2 separate regions of the Homo sapiens genome follow, and region 2 is linked to region 1. Evidence: read pairs that join two places in POLR2A ChIA-PET (ENCODE). Cell type or tissue: A673. All regions are shown on one strand. Links, peaks and the distances in the headings refer to the core of each region. The heading gives the core; the rest is flanking DNA. Region 1 overlaps SLC22A23 (solute carrier family 22 member 23). Region 2 overlaps RIPK1 (receptor interacting serine/threonine kinase 1).

Evidence for each region. ChIA-PET counts read pairs that join two places held together with the same protein. Peaks named below come from ENCODE experiments on the same cell type or tissue, not always from the same donor. Only the 100,000 strongest peaks of a DNase experiment are listed, where the experiment ranks them.
Region 2: POLR2A ChIA-PET joins it to region 1 with 5 read pairs; 2 of 35 experiments call an interaction of 5 or more read pairs at or near these places.

The regions. Positions count from the first base shown.
Region 1 is chr6:3,445,779-3,451,159 of GRCh38, forward strand. The region is part of intron 1 of SLC22A23 (solute carrier family 22 member 23); the gene reads right to left. Among named protein-coding and RNA genes, the nearest start is that of SLC22A23, 8.6 kb to the right of the region's middle. RefSeq lists enhancers at 403-950, 951-1,497. In A673, for the core only: no CTCF peak of the experiment used is centred there; no DNase peak of the experiment used is centred there.
Region 2 is chr6:3,073,732-3,079,112 of GRCh38, forward strand. RIPK1 (receptor interacting serine/threonine kinase 1) reads left to right here. Exons shown (of 11, transcript NM_001354930.2): 2 at 3,033-3,256; 3 at 4,048-4,204. The coding sequence starts at 3,093. Among named protein-coding and RNA genes, the nearest start is that of RIPK1, 7.9 kb to the left of the region's middle. RefSeq lists enhancers at 1-429, 3,624-4,598. In A673, for the core only: no CTCF peak of the experiment used is centred there; no DNase peak of the experiment used is centred there; H3K27ac peaks cover 848 bases.

The sequences.
Region 1 (5,381 bases), core at 214-5,213:
TGGGAACTATTAATATATACAAGATGCCCCCTACAACAAGGAGGGGTGGCAGGGGAGGAGAGGAAAGACATGTGGGGCTCAGGGCTGAGGGCACCCTTGATGGGTGCTGCAGTGATGGGGAGCCATGGAAGGCTTCAAGCAGGGAAGTGATGTGGGCAGGTTTCCATCTTATTTTCTGTCTCTCGGGCCTGTGGTGTTAAAAGCAGCAAGACAAGATGGGGGCCTGGCTAGCCGGGACTAAGAAGACAGAGAGTAGAGAAATCTGCCCAGAGAGGTGTTCTGCGGAAGTCCACCCATGCAAAGCCACAGCTGAACTGTCCAGAAACCCAAACATACAGCAACCACCATTCTCAAGCACAACGGGAGGGTCACCTCTGAAAGGCCAGCGCCAGGGAGAAGTCACAAAGGGTGGGAGCCCCTGCCAGCCCTTCCCAGCCCCTCTCCCATGGTAAGGGCCACTCTGGGGCAGAGGATAAGGAGAACTGAATTCAAACCCTAATAGGTTGGTGGCTTTGGACAAGCCAATGGCCCTCCAGCTCAGCCTTCTCATCTAAACTGAAGGCTTGGACTAGATAATCATATTAAACATGGCCACGCCCAGGACAATCTTTTACCTAGACTAAGCAATTAGCAAAGGCAAAGCCAGCTGAATTTGAAGGCAAATTCTAGCCCCATGGTTTCACATATCTGGGTCTTTCAGCTGTGTGGAAACTTAATTAGCATCCTCCCTTGTTGAGTAGGAGGGCCAGAGAAAATGGCAGAACACGCCAAAGGCCCCGAGTTTTCTATCGACAGCCCTGGGAACAGGCTCAGGCCCCCTTGTCTGGCCTCTGAGCTTCCAGTAGGACTTCCCACTATTCATCCCCAGAACCCCTGCGCAGGCCAGCATGTCTGCTTCCCAAACAGGCCCAGTTTCCTCCAGAACCTCTGGTCAGGCTGCCTTTCCCTGTCAAAAGCTCTCCTCCCTCCCCTCTGCCTATGGGTGGCTACAGAGCCCCAAGTCTCCATCGTACGTGCGGTGTTTGGGCCCAGGCCCTCGTCTCACTCCACATGCCCTCCATTGAAGCCCTCCATTCCCAAGGCCTCACCTCAGCTGGCTAAGGGCATCTCCCTGGTATCTCCCGAGAGTGTCTGCCTCCCCGTCAGCCCTGGGGGAGTTATCAGCATCTTCTACAGGCCTCGCTGGCTTTCTCCTGTGCACTCAGCACAGCCTCCCCTCCCCACCACGCGAGATCTCACTGCAGCCAGAGAGGTCTTTTCAAAAATACGAACTCTGACTGCATCATATCCCTTATCCCACTTAATACTCTTTAATGGTTTTCCTTTGCTCTAAAATTAGAGGAAAAGTTCTTAGCACGGTTTATAAGCCATCGCCACCCCCCATTCCCATATCAATTGCTATCAATTCCAGGCCCTACACACCACAGGGCCTTTGCAAGTGCCATTTGCTGTCTCTGGAAAACACACACATCTCTCCTCTTTTGCCTCTCTCTCTACCTCCTACTCAAACCTCAGCTCTCATCTCAGATGTCACTTTCTTACATAGACCAGTCTGTCTAGGTCAGGGTTTTGTTGTTGTTGTTCTAGTCTCTCAATTCCCTTTCTTTCTACACGCTTAACTCACTTTGTAATGAAAAGATTATTACTTGATCAGTTTGGGTGTGCCTTCCCCAGAAGTCTCTAAGCTCTATGGAAGCTGAGCTGTCTACTTTCACATATCATTGTATCCCCAACACATAGCACAATGCTCAGCTCAGAACAGGCACTCAAATCTGTGAAAAGGAGGAGAGAGGAAAGAAACTTTCTTTTTTTTTTTTTTTTTTTGTCTGAGACAGAGTCTTGCTCTGTTGCCCAGGCTGGAGTGCAGTGGTGCAATCTCGGCTCACTGCAAGCTCCGCCTCCCGGGTTCACGCCATTCTCCTGCCTCAGCCTCCCAAGTAGCTGGGACTACAGGTGCCCGCCACCACACCTGGATAATTATTTGTATTTTTAGTAGAGATGGGGTTTCACTGTGTTAGTCAGTATGGTCTCCATCTCCTGACCTCATGATCCACCCACCTCGGCCTCCCAAAGTGCTGGGATTACAGGCATGAGCTACCATGCCTGGCCTCTCTCTCTCTTTTTTTTTTTTTTTTTTTGAGATAGATGGAGTCTCACTCTGTTGCCCAGACTGGAGTGCAATGGCGCAATCTTGGCTCACTGCAACCTCTGCCTCCTGGGTTCAAGCGATTCTCCTGCCTCAGCCTCCTGAGTAGCTGGGATTACAGGCACCCACCACCATGCCCAGCTAATTTTTGTATATTTAGTAGAGGCGGGGTTTCACCATGTCGGTCAGGCTGGTCTTGAACTCCTGACCTCAGGTGATCCACCTCCCTCGGCCTCCCGAAGTGCTGGGATTACAGGCGTGAGCCACCGCGCCCGGCCAAAAAAATTTTTTCAAGTGGTCCAGGGTCACACTCATTAGTGTGATAAATGTTTAACAACCGGCTCTATGAAGAAAAAAAACCCTGATCTCCACTGTTTGCCAATTCCTATGGTGTAAATGCTCCCACCATGGTGAATTTCAAGCTGCCAGCATGACATTACTGAATGTGAAGTTGGATAGACACGTGCAGCAGGCTCAGAGTCAATAGAAGCCAAGCTGGCTCCCACACACCACCAGTTTGTGGCAACCTCAGGACAAAGATTCAGAAAGTCCACCATGTTTTTTTGTTTTTTGTTTTTTGTTTTTTGAGACGGAGCCTGGCTCTGTCCCCCAGACAGTTAGTGCAGTGTTGTGATCTCCGCTCACTGCAAGCTCCGCCTCCCGAGTTCACGCCATTCTCCTGCCTCAGCCTCCCGAGTAGCTGGGACTACAGGCGCCCGCCACCACGCCCTCCTAATTTTTTTGTATGTTTAGTAGAGACGGGGTTTCACCACGTTGGCCAGGATGGTCTTGAACTCCTGACCTCGTGATCCGCCCACCTCGGCCTCCCAAAGTGCTGGGATTACAGGCGTGAGCAACCGCGCCCAGCCCCCACCATGTTTTTAAATGACACCAACTTTCGACTCAATCCTATCTTGGACTAAAGGCCAAAGTAAAGGCACCTGCAGAAAATGTTGCTACAGAGAGGCAGAGGGAGACGGAGAGGGAGAGGGAGAGATCTGCAGATGGTTCAGAACAGGAAGATGAAGAAGGAAAGGGAGACCTGTGACCTGGGAAGACAGCTATCTCCCAAACGGAGGTGGAAAGGCTGCTTAACAGCTGGCTAGCCTCTAATCCTTACATTAATAAGGGCCACTGCCAAACTAAATGTTTAGGACGTTGTTACAAGCAAGTCAACGTCTGCATGAAATGCTGGTTATATCCTCTGACCTTTCTAGCAATTTATCCTAATAGCTCAGAAAAGCAAAACAGGTATCTCCAACCCCAAAATAAAGAAGTTATAAGATCATAAAAATGTTAGAAGAAAACATAGGATTTCCCCCCAGTCTTCCAGGAATCTTCCAAGCCTTAAAGCTAACATAAGAAATCATAAAAAAGAAGATTAATTCATACAACTCTAACCAAACCATACGTTTCTACATAACAAAAATATCATGTACAAAATTTAAAAAACCAAACAGCAAACTCGAGGAAAATGGTTACAAGTCATCCAGAAGGGTTAATTTACATCATACATAAAGTGTACCTATAAATACATAAGAAAATAATGCTTCTCACAGCATATACACACACATAAAGGCAAAGGAAATGAAGAGACTGTTCAAAGAACAGGAAATATGGATGGCTCAAAAACTTTCAAAAAGATGTTTAACTTCCTTCATAACAAGAGAAATGCAAGTCACAACCACCACCAAATACAATTTTTTGCACATCAAACTAGAAAATATGTAAAGATTTGATAATCCCCTGGGTCAGGGAGGGTGTAGGGAACAGAACCACACATATTATTAGTATAATTGTGCATAGCTAAGATTTCTACAGAAAACACTCTGACAGTATTAACATAAAAATGCAGCCTACTTTCACCCTCCCACTTCTAAAAATTTCTTACACGTGTGCAAATGTCTGTGCATGCCAAGATTTCGTGATATATTGTGAATATAACAGCAAAGACTGGAGACAAACTTAATGCTTCCTCGGTAAGTGATTAGTTAAATAAATGGCAGTCCAGTCTGACAATGGAATACTATGCAGACATAAAAAAGAATGAGTATCTCTATGTACTGATGTATTCATCTCCAGCATAAGTGAAAAAACAGTGTTTCGGATACGCTAGTGTTTCTGAGACAAAATATGTAAATGAAAGTAGAACATTTCTGGAAGGGGATGTGAGAAACTGGTAACCATGGTTGCTTCTGAAGAGGGAAACTGGGGGCAGAGACAGAAAGAAATGTTACTTTTATGCTATGCTTTCTGTACAATGTACATGTATTACCTACTATAGTCAATTTTTAAAAATAGATATGCATGAAGATATCCACTGTTGTTGCATATACTAGACAAAAGCCACCACTGGGATGACCTCATGGTAGTCAGTTCAGTATTTTATTATTTTTTTTTGAGACGGAGTCTCGCTCTGTTGCTCAGGCTGGAGTGCAGTGGAGTGATCTCGGCTCACCGCAACCTCCGCCTCCCAGGTTCAAGCGATTCTCCTACCTCAGCCTCCCGAGTAGCTGGGAATACAGACGTAAACCACCATGCCCGGCTAATTTTTGTATTTTTAGTAGAGATGGGGTTTCACTATGTTGGCCAGGCTGGTCTGGAACTCCTGACCTCGTGATCCGCCCGCCTCGGCCTCCCAAAGTGCTGGCATTACAGGCGTGAGCCACTGTGCCCGGCCGTCAGTTCGGTATTAGGAAAAGAATTTAAGAACTTTTAATAAATCAGCAAAAATATCATGCATTTAAAATGTTTCGGAAGAAATGGACAAATTCTTTTGATGAGGTGTCAAGAAAATAGTAGATTCCATTAAATAAACACTTTGATTAGAACTGTGAAAACAGGTTTGTGTGTAAGGCATTTCAAAAGTGAAAACTAGTCATCATATGATAACTAGGATCATGGAATTGTGGGCTATTTTTAAAAGTGTTACTGTTGCAATGATATAATTATTTCTAGTCTTAATTAAATTGTACTTAAAGTCACTTTAAATAACTTCTACTCTTTAGCCCTAGAAAAAGGATACAAATTACTTCCCAGGATATTTAAGCAACTTTCAGGATAAAGGTCAGAAATCTTTGCAAATTCATGAGAACAGAGGAAATGCTACCAGAAGATTGGAGCTGGACAAACATCCTACATTTCAAATACAGAAAAAATTGGGGCAAGTTCAGCTGGCATTGATTATTGGCAAAAGTTCTAGAGATTACTCAAGAAAGTGCTGAGTATTAGAAAC
Region 2 (5,381 bases), core at 248-5,247, 370 kb before region 1:
GGTCACCTGTAGCCGGCCACTGTGCAACACCATGGGCAGCCTAGGAGTTTCCAGAGTCCCCTCTCCCCAAGGTATTTCTTTTTTCATTTTTTAACTCCCTGCCCTCCAACATTTTATTATGAAAAACACCAAGTCTGAAGGTTACGTCCACCACGACTATCGTCTTAACACCGCTTGCTTCATCGTGTAATTCTCCATCTCCTTTCCCGTCATCTGTCCGTCATTGTCTGACTTTTTGATGTATTTCCAAGTACACATCAGTACACATCTCGAAATACTTCAGCATGCATACCATAGCTAGAGTTCAATATGTTTACAGGTTTGTCTTTTGATGTAAAATTTACCTGCTGTTGTTGGGAGTACATCTGCTGAGTATGGGCAGATGCGTATGCCTGCAACCCTAGCCCCCGTTGATATCCTACAACATTATCATCACCCCAGAAAGTTCCTTCATGCCCCTGCCCACTCAGCCTCACCGTGCTCACAGGCGGCCAGTGTTCTTTTTCTGACACAGATTGGTTTTGACTTCTGAACCGTCATATAAATAGAATTACATAGTATGTATGCTTTTGTATAAGGCGACTTTCACTTATCACGTTTTTGCATTTCGTTCATGCGGTTTTCATTCATGTGTATCAGTAGTTCATTTTTATTGCTGAGTAGTATCCCATCGTGTTCATACACCAGTGTGTTCACTCATTCTCTTACTGATGGGCAGCTGTTTCCAGTTTGGAGCTATTATAAATAAAGTTGCTATGAACATTTTACAAGTGTTTTCCAACATACGTTTTCATTTCTCTTGGGATTGGAATTGCTGGGTCATAGTGCAGGTGTTTGTGGTTTTATAAACAAAATAAATGCCTATGAAATTTCAATGAATATTTTATGCCCCAGAAAGAGTATTTTTCATGGTCTGTATCTGGATGTAGATATTTATTATTTTATTTTATTTTAATTTTTTTGAGACAGAGTCTCACTTTGTTGCCCAAGCTGGAGTGCAGTGAGTGGCATGCGATCTCGGCTCACTGCAACCTCCGCCTCCCAAATTTAAGCAATTCTCCTGCCTCAGCCTCCTGAGTAGCTGGGATTAGAGGCGCGTGCCACCACGCCTGGCTGATTTTTGTATTTTTAGTAGAGACGGGGTTTCACCATGTTGGCCAGGCTGGTCTTGAACTCCTGACCTCGTGATCCGCCCGCCTCAGCCTCCCAAAGTGCTGGGATTACAGACGTGAGCCACGGCGCCCAGCCGGGATGTGGGTATTTCTGGAATACAAAACATCCATAGCCCTCCTTTTACTCTCAAAGCAAAACACAGACACGCACATTCACATGCACACACCAGTGTGTCCGTGTCCTGTTGGTTTGCATGGAGTTTCTGTTTTGCCACGAAGCTTTTTGCCAGCCCTTTTCCCAAAGTGTTTGTACCATTTTATACTCCCACCAGTGATGTTTGAGAGGTCTGGTTGCTTCACATGTTTGCCAGTGTTTGGTGTATTAGTCTTTTTAGTTTTGGATATCCTGGTAGTTGTGTAGTGGTGTCTCCTTGTGGTTCTCCATGGGTTTTTATTCTATATTTCAGTTTGGGGAAAATGAATGAATGGAAGAAAAGAAGGGAGGAAGGATGAAGCAAATAGCTGTGCTTTGAGATCTGACACTGTATACTTCACAGCCCTGATGGACATTCTCCAAATTCTACTCCTTTTTCACATTTTCTTCTTAGAGTTTGCATTGTTCTTTTTATATTCTTCAGATTCCTTCTTTTGTTCATAATTACTTAAACCTATTCATTTTCTAATGCCTTTCAGTTGTTAATTTACTGAAGTTCTTTGGTGCTTACTAGTGCTGCTTGCTGTAGCTGCAGGGTCTGTCTCACAGTGAATTTTTTCTTTTGTGTTTTATAATTTTGGAAAGGGAGCTCATGTTAAATTTGTATTTGTAGGAATTCTGTCTGGCCTGGCTTGAGGTTGTTGTTTGCTTTAGCCTATAACCTCAGGATGGCATCAGCCTGTGACCACTTCCTGTGTAAAAGTTCATAGTTTAGGCGATCCTCTCAATTCAAAGTCTGTATCTATTTCAAGACAGGCCCAAGGTTATAAATTTGCACAAACTTTTTTTTTTTTTTTTTAATACCTTGTGCCCAGTCCAAGACAAATATGTTTGTTTGCCATGGGCTGCTTTTTTTCTAGTTCATCCTTTCATCAAAGGGTTGCACATTGAGCAGTGCCGTGTTAAGGGGGGATTCTTCATTCTACCTTCTTTTCTTGTATTCCTTGACCTCAGCTGGGCTTTAAACCTTGACTTCTGGATGGCGAGGTTGGCACTCCCCTGTGTGAGCTACTGCCTGCCTCCGGTGCTCTGTTTCTGTCCCTAGAGTTCTTTTCCTTTCCACGGAGTTTTGGTATGCATTTCAATGAATGTTTGTATTATGTTGTCCAACATACTTGTGTCCTTTATAGCTGGAGGGTTCTTAAAATTTTCTAATGCTCCATATTGCCAGAAATAAAAAGGCTGAGGGAATAAATATTATAGTCTTCTCTGATTCTTAAAAATATGAAAAATAGCTCATCAGATGACTGTAAGTCTATCCTCAGAAATCCAAGGCACACCAAGCATGTGGTGGAATGTTAACAAAAGTTTTTAAAAATGATCTTTTCTGCCAGGTACAATGGCTCACACCTGTAATCTCAGCACTTTGGGAGGCTGAGGTGGGAGGATCCCTTGATCTTAGGAGTTTGAGACCAGCCTGGGCAACATAGTGAGATCCCCCGGCCCCCCCATCTCTACAAATAATTAAAAAATCAGCTGGTCACGGTGGGGTGCACCTGTGGTCCCAGCTACTCAAGGAGGCTGAGGGAGGAGGATTGCCTGAGCCCAGGAGGTCGAGGCTCCAGTGAGCTATGATTGTGCCACTGCACTCCAGCCTGACTGACAAAGTGAGACCCTGTCTCCAAAGGAGAAAAAAAAAAACATATATATATATATATATATATATATAGTCTTGCCCTGAGGTTTTCTCTCTGTTTTCTTTACAGGGTACAGCTCTGCCGGGGGGGGAAAAAGTGGTACCATTTTGGGCGTTCTTGAGCTTCAGAATGCAACCAGACATGTCCTTGAATGTCATTAAGATGAAATCCAGTGACTTCCTGGAGAGTGCAGAACTGGACAGCGGAGGCTTTGGGAAGGTGTCTCTGTGTTTCCACAGAACCCAGGGACTCATGATCATGAAAACAGTGTACAAGGGGCCCAACTGCATTGAGTGAGTAGGGAGCAGGGGTGGGTGGGCTAAGTTCTGAGCGGGATGGGGACGTTGGCTGTTGTGGAGCCGTTGGCTGCTGCGGAGCCGTTGGTGGGTAGAGTGAGAGGGAGCCTGCCAAGATGTCAGGGTGACGATGGCTCTTCGGATTGTTATTGTCGCTGATGTGGACTCTGAGACTGGGTAGTGAAGGACTCTCACAGCTGGTAAGTAACAGAAGAGACATGAACAAGAAGGAAATAGAGAAAGACAAAGAGATAAGTGTGGTGGGGGGACAATGAAAAGGAAACAGGAGGATGGGTGAAGACAGACCTATTCACTCGCTTCACATTTTCAGTGAGGACCAGCCCTAAGTATAAAAATGAAAAGGCAGTTCATTCCTGAGAGGTTCTGAGAGCCTTCCCTTTAAAGCAACCAGTAGAGTGGTTTCACCTCTCTCCCTCCTTTGTCAGAGTGGTTTTGAGAGAGGCTGTTTTTTTTTTTTTTAATCGTTCTGTCCAGCACGGTCTTTTTTCAGGTTACCTTGCTGCTGTTCATGTACTTTTCATTCATTGATTCATTCATTCCTTCATTGATTTACATTTTTGGAGCATGCACTGCCAGTTACTGGGCAGGAGTACTGTGAGGAAGTGAGAAACCGCTCTGCCTTCTAACGCTTCTGGCCTGTGCCTGGAAGAGATCGGTACAGACCCAAGCATGACCCCAGCACGTGGGAGTGATGTGTTGGAGGTGTGCACCAGGCTCTTGAGGCGCTGGCTCTGCCAGCCTCAGCATAGCACCTTTCCTGCCCACAGGCACAACGAGGCCCTCTTGGAGGAGGCGAAGATGATGAACAGACTGAGACACAGCCGGGTGGTGAAGCTCCTGGGCGTCATCATAGAGGAAGGGAAGTACTCCCTGGTGATGGAGTACATGGAGAAGGGCAACCTGATGCACGTGCTGAAAGCCGAGGTAGAGAGGGCCCCTCCGCACGGGGATCCCCAGCGCTTGGGCCCTGGCTGTCTGTTATGGCTCCCCTTGGGGTGTTTGTTTGCAGCTCGTTAGCATCAAATTTGCAAATTGCTTGGTAGTTTGAATTTTCTTTTCCTTTTTTTATAGAGACAAGGTCTTGCTATGTTGCCCAGGCTGAACTCCAACACCTGGTCTCAAGTGATCCTCCCACCTCAGCCTCTCAAGTAGCTGGGATTACAGGCTGGATTTCCTGAAGTCAGTTTCTCCTTAAAACATCTATGCCTTGATTGGGCTCCGTGGGTCACTTCTGTAATCTCAGCACTTTTGGCAGGAGGATCACTTGAGCCTTGGTGCTCAAGACCAGCCTGGATAACACAGTGAAATCCCCTCTCTACAAAAAATAAAAGGTGCATGTGAACAGAGCAAGACCCTGTCTCTGAAAAAAAGAGAAAATCTTCCTTGCCTTTTACTGCCCTGAGAGTGGTCTCTTCATCCTCTCGATCCTGTGGACAGTCCTCCATAGTCTGTGTCTTAGGAATGTGATTGGCTGTTTACCATACCTGTCCGCTGCTCTGCAATCTACAGTTCAGAGACAAGCCCTGTCTTCATGATGCAGACATCATCTGATGTAGAGTATATGCATGATGGGATGACATTAAATATGGATTAATGAAAGGATATACACTATAAATGACCGTGAGAGCAGATAGAATATTAGTGGTTGCACTTTGATACCATTCAACAAAGTTTTATTTTAAATTAAATATAGAAATTATTGGCAACAACACTGGATAGGATTTAAAACAAAAATAAAAATTGTTTACCAAAGTCAAATGATTTGAAAACATTTTTAAAAGCTTATGTGCCTGTTAAGATGAAGGCCTTGCGCTAGTTGCTCATGAATCAATAGCTAATATGACGTAGGAGAGTAAAAGGAGGCAGATAGCTAAATAAGTGGTATGGTGTGATGGGGTTTTTTTTTTTTCTTTTGTAAGAGAACAAGGTCTCACTGTGTTGCCCAGGCTGGAGTGCAGTGGCACAATCATAGTGCACTGCAGGCTTGAACTCCTGGCCTTAAATGATCCTCTCACCTCAGCCTCCTGAGTAGCTGGGACTATGGGCATGAGCCACTGCACCCAGCTGTGTGGTGGTATTTTTTTTTTTAGAGGAGTCTCGC